Regions from separate parts of the Homo sapiens genome. Here region 2 is linked to region 1. Evidence: read pairs that join two places in POLR2A ChIA-PET (ENCODE). Cell type or tissue: Panc1. All regions are shown on one strand. Links, peaks and the distances in the headings refer to the core of each region. The heading gives the core; the rest is flanking DNA. Region 1 has its middle 73 kb from the start of LINC00544. Region 2 overlaps UBL3 (ubiquitin like 3).

The links. ChIA-PET counts read pairs that join two places held together with the same protein. Peaks named below come from ENCODE experiments on the same cell type or tissue, not always from the same donor. Only the 100,000 strongest peaks of a DNase experiment are listed, where the experiment ranks them.
Region 2: POLR2A ChIA-PET joins it to region 1 with 5 read pairs; 5 of 35 experiments call an interaction of 5 or more read pairs at or near these places.

Annotation. Positions count from the first base shown.
Region 1 is chr13:30,007,630-30,010,559 of GRCh38, forward strand. No RefSeq gene overlaps it. Among named protein-coding and RNA genes, the nearest start is that of LINC00544, 73 kb to the left of the region's middle. In Panc1, for the core only: no CTCF peak of the experiment used is centred there; no DNase peak of the experiment used is centred there; H3K27me3 peaks cover 297 bases.
Region 2 is chr13:29,841,590-29,844,519 of GRCh38, forward strand. The region is part of intron 1 of UBL3 (ubiquitin like 3); the gene reads right to left. Among named protein-coding and RNA genes, the nearest start is that of UBL3, 7.6 kb to the right of the region's middle. In Panc1, for the core only: no CTCF peak of the experiment used is centred there; no DNase peak of the experiment used is centred there; H3K27ac peaks cover 604 bases.

The sequences.
Region 1 (2,930 bases), core at 100-2,599:
ATCACGAGTTTTGGCATTATTTCTCTTCTTTTACGCTAAAAACTTCTGTTCTTGGCCAATAACTTTATTATAATGAATTACTTGGTTTATCTTATTGCATGTGTCTGTGTTATAATTTTATCACACATGCAGTTAAAATAGAATCATTTTATATATTTATAAACTCCAAAATAACAACATTATCTGTAATAATAATATTATTACTAGTAATATTTACTAACAATATTATTGCCAACCATAATATTGCTGGAAACAGTTTTGGGTTTCTTTGTGACTCTTGTAATCCTTGGGATATGAATCCTAATAAACATGCATAGTCTAATTACTATGTTTTGGCAGGGCTCGGTGGCTCATGCCTGTAATCCCAGCACTTTAGGAGGCTGAGATGGGTGGATCACCTGAGGTCAGGAGTTCAAGACCAGCCTGGCCAACATGGTGAAACCCCATCTGTACTGAAAATACAAAATTTAGTCAGGCGTGGTGATGCACACCTGTAATCCCAGCTACTCGGGAGGCTGAGGCACGAGAATTGCTTGAACCTGGGAGGCAGAAGTTGCAGTGAGCCAAGATCATGAGATCATGAGATCATGCCGCTGCACTATAGCCGGGGTGACATCAGCGAAACTCCATCTCAAAAAACCAAAATAAAATAAATAAATAATTACTATGTTTTAAAGTCAATTGAAATAATTCCTTTTTGTGTGGTTAAGTCACCATGTTTATATACATTTAAGCTCAGTTGTTTTATTCTGAGTTCAATATTTTGGGGAAACTCAGTTTGCTTATTAAATTTTGTTCTAATAAAACATTTCGTTGGCTGCAAAGTCAAATTTGTAAAATAAGGTCTACTGTCTTACCCATCACTTGGTTTCCTCCTTCCTACACAGGTAAGCACATTTGTTAGTTTTTGGTACATCCTTCCATTAAAATTTTAAAATAGTACATATATATATACACACACACACTATTCGCGCCTATTCTAAGATATAAGGTAGCATACTATATACACTATTCTCAACTTTTCCAATTTCTCCCTACTAGAATGTGCAGCATTCCTCATTCCTTTTTTATAATGCTTGATTCTCCATTGTGTGGATTTGCCTTCTTCAACTAATTCCCCTAGTGATGGACATTTGGTTTGTTTTTCCGATCTTTGGCTACTACAAGAAGTACTGTACTAAATAGCTTTGCATGCATATTGTATTTTCACCAGCCTATCTTAGGGTTATTTTCTTAGGAGTGGGATTGCTAGGTGAAAGGGTTAAATATATATATAACTTTGCTCCATATTGCCAAATTTTCCTCCATAGGAGCTGCACTCCTTTGCTTTCCCATCAGCAACGTACGAGCCTGCCTGTTGTCCTATAGTCTACCAACAGAATATGCCATCAAACTTCTGGATATTTGACAATGCAGTAGATGCAATGGTAGTTTTATTTCATTATAATTTGCATTTTCCTTATTCGTCTCACTACTTTTAAAGGAAGAAAGGAGGGAGAAGGTGGGTGAGAGTGTGAATACGTTTGTAGATTTGGTGTTACGTAAATGTTTGCCCCTCTGGACTGTAAGCTCCATGAGGGTAGGACAACATCTGTTCTGCTCACTCTTGCTGTTCATTCTGTTCCAGTTCTATGCCTAGTGCTTGGCATGGAGGATACACTCACTAGTATACAACCAATGTGAATGAATGAGTGAGTGAATGAATGGGTGAATGAAAGACAGAAACTCTCTTTTCTCTCTGCTTCATGACTGTACTGGGGTCTATTCGACATTTTACCTTCACCCCTTCCTGTACCTTTCTCCAGATTTAGAACCTAGAATTAGGGGAACCAATTAAAAGTCTAAATTGTGAATTAAAAACAAAAAGTCACAGAAAGGGCTTGCCTAATGCCATGTCCATGCGATTAATGAGTTGTGCCTGTCTGAGTAAGAGGTGGAGTGGGGTGCAGTGTGAAAGTGCTCCTACTTGTTGAGAGATGCTGGGAAGACTAGCTCAGCCAGGTGAGCATTGCATGGGCATGAGGAATTGCTTGGTTAAGGGACAGAACAATCTCTGTGGAATTTCCTCCTCTTCTATCCCATCCAGAGGCTCTGAGCTCTCAGAACTGTCAGTACCTTCAGGGCTTATAAAGACTGTGGTTCCATGTGGCACTCCTGACTCTCTTACAGCCTGTGCATGGCCATCTGGAGGAAGCGGGAGCTCCCCATCACCCAGGGAACTCTTTGTTATTTGGGGATAGACTATGTCTAAAGCCTCCTTGACACACAGCCCTTTGGGTGAAATAACTTTTTTGCTGTCTGTATTTTATCTTTTCTGTTTGAAAAAATTTCAGTTGCCTTTGGCTCTTCAATGTTAGGACCTCTCTTATGGAAGCTTATGCCTAAATTTCCACCCCTTCTCCTCCTGCTAGAAATCACCCATTTTTCAGGGCTCAGGTTCAAAGTTATATTCCTTGATTATATCAATGTTAAGGATTTCCATTTAATGAAGAAATCATGGACACAATTAAAAGGCAAGTGACAACTCAGGAGAATATATTTAAAATGTCAACATCTGATGTGGTTCAAATATCTAAAATATACAAGAAACTTTTGCAAATCAATCACAGGGACCTCAACAGATAAATGGACAAAGAGTATGAATAGGCAAGTCATTAAACAGGAAATCCAAAATAAAAAGCAAATGAATAAATGCTCAAGCTCATTTGATTAGAGACATAAAATAAAAACTATAATGAATTATGACTTTACACCCATCAGATTAGCAAAAATTAGAAAGTTGAAGATGGCAGGCATGTCATGGCAGGGCTGTAGGGAAGACAAGACTCTTGTACGATGCTGCTGAGAGGTAAATGGGGTAGCCCTTCTTCAGAGCAATCCAGCAGTACTTGGTAAAATGCACTTACCCTAGGACTAGGAGATTCCATTCC
Region 2 (2,930 bases), core at 252-2,751, 170 kb before region 1:
TAGCTCAGACCAATCAGTAGGGACTCCCTGGAGCAAGGTATTGGGAAGGAATCTAAGGCATTCTTAGGATAATGTGCCTGAGGGATTCAGTAATGTTTGCTCAGTTACCGTTGTGGGGAGGGGTGTAGATGTTTATCACTATTGCCACCAGACCCAAACTCCTATTCTAGCTCAACTTCTTCCTCGCTATGTGATCTCAAACAAGTTCCTTACCCTCTCTGAACCTAGGCTGTGAGAAAGTAAAAATGAGCTCGGTTGATAATCAGACTGTGATATCTGAAAGATAGAAGACCAACAGGTAAAAAGTTTTTCCTATGGCCACACTGCAGCTCCAAAATGACCAACAATCTCCCATTCTGTAAGTGATTATGTTTTCTCACCAATGACTTTCCAAATCCCCTTCATTTATCCTGTCTCCTAAACAAAGACTGCTGAAAGACCCAATTACTAACCCACCTCCAGTTGATGTACGATAGCATTCAGTCCAGGAGTCCCTGCTTCCAGCACAGCCCAAACCCTACTGAAAACTCCTCCCATTCTCTTTCTTTTTTTTTTTTTTTTTTTTTTTTAGAGACAGAGTCTTACTCTGTCGCCCAGGCTGGAGTGCAGTGGCGCAATCTCAGCTCACTGCAACCTCTGCTCACTGCAACCTCCACCTCCTGGGTTCAAGTGATTCTCCTGCCTCAGCCTCCGGAGTAGCTGCGATTACAGACGCCTGCCACAATGCCCAGCTAATTTTTGTATTTTTAGTAGAGATGGGGGTTTCACCATGTTGGTCAGGGTGGTCTCGAACTCCTGACCTCAAGTGATCCACCCACCTCGGCCTCCCAAAATGTTGGGATTACAGGTGTGAGCCACCGTGCCCAGCCCTCCCATTCTCTTTTACTGACACTTGGCAGGATCTGGCATACGCTCTTCCTAGCTGCAAAACAGTCAACCTAACTTGTTTCACCACAGATGCATTCCTGGTGGTCTTCACCTGGTGGGTATTAAGAGTTTCTTTATCTATATACCAACCATATTTATCCAGGGTGACTGTAAGGATTAAATTAAATGCTATAATGTAAAATGCCAAGCATCTGCCTGGTACTAGAAAGTACACAACAAATATTAGTTCTCTCTCCTCTACGAGCTCAAAGTAAAGTTATGTGTAATTTTTTTATCACCTAAGCAGTTCTTCACTATCAAGAAACTGCATCTCTGCAAAACATAACTAACAGCCAGAAAATTAGCCCTCCTAAAAAGAGAATTCTAAGCAACCAAAACAGATATGATCAAGTCCATGAAACAAAAGATACTCACTTTACTGTGAGGTAACTCCTAAAATCCTACTCAGACACCATTTGCTCATTTTAAACACATATTATTTTTAATAAACTTTGGAAATATGGTTTCCACACCCATAGCAAATTAAAACCAGCAACTGTAAATGGTTAGGAATAAGTAGGCACACTGATCACAGGAAAAAACAGCTGCTCAACAAGGCAGGAGACAGAAAACTTCTAACTATCAAACACAAGAAGTTAAAATGCTCAGAAATCTTTAGTCATCTAGTGCAGTGGCTCCTACATTTTTTTGACTGAAGATCCCAAATATAAAATACTTGAGGCACATACCTATAGTATATGTGTTTTCATTTATAAACATACACATAGTATAAAACATATACTAAAAACAGAAATTAAAAGATTAAAATTTTGTTTTTACTTTACTATTTTAACTATCAACTATTTTAAATATTAACTTGTTTTAATCTTTCAATCACTAAAAATGCTATTACTATTAACATATTAGGTGAGCATTATTATTAAATATATCTCCATTTTTTTAAATCTTAGTTTCTTCTTTTGTGAAGTTCAATGTATTTTGCACTTGGTTTTAAGAGCTGTCATAAGTCATACCTGAAAAACTTATCTTACAAAGATGAGATCTATATAGAAGAACATGTCACTTACTAACTTACTAAATCATATTACTTTTTCATTCTATCACCAAATACGCAAACATTTTTATTCAAAGTCAGCTACCTGATGTCAATGTTATTAAAATTTTCTTTTTCCTGACTGCAATAAGAATGTTTACAAATTAAAATGTTTGGCTTTCCAATAAATGGTCCAAAGTCAATTAAAATTCATTGTAAGGAAGATTTTCAACAGACTGTAAATACTTCAACATGCTTTCAAAATGTTCTCCATAACATGTTTCTTTTGAAAAGCAGGTACTTTCTCACTTACTGTTTAAAATGTCGATTTTGCCTTGAAGTGACAACTTGGGGATTTTTTCCCAAACACATCCGCTAGATTTTTATTTTTGGTAGCCTCTTGTCATCACGGATAAGAACAGCATATAGAATACTCATCTTTTGTAATAAAAATGTGTGATTAATCTTTGAGTTCTACAACTCTTAAATGCTTTGACAGCAAACCTCTGTTCCCCATCTCAATAAGAAGTATCATAGATTCTTCTTTTAAAAAGTATTTTTAAAGGGACTATATAACAGAAAAACTGGAAAAACTCTGAGAAACTCATGGTGCTGTTGCTGGCATCTACATTCTAGAATTCACACATCTTCCCTCAGCAAACCACACTCTCAGTGACCACCTGAATGCAGGTGGACCTAGGAGAACCTCACAGCCAATTCACATAGTATGAATAGAAAAGCTCAATTCTTTTCCCTTTTGGGGGACAAAATAAACAAACAGAAGTTCTCATATTTACTTCTCAAAATTGACTTGCTTCACCTCATTTTGTAAATTACTGATCTAGTGAAGGGGCATAAAGCTTCACAATCTATATTAGGTGCCGAGGGTATTATAGTTGTAGCTTATGCCTGTTAATACTACTACCATATTACACAGACAGGTACCCAATAAACACTGATTGAATGCAAGCAATATTATTCAAATCATAGCTCTAAGTCATCAAAAATA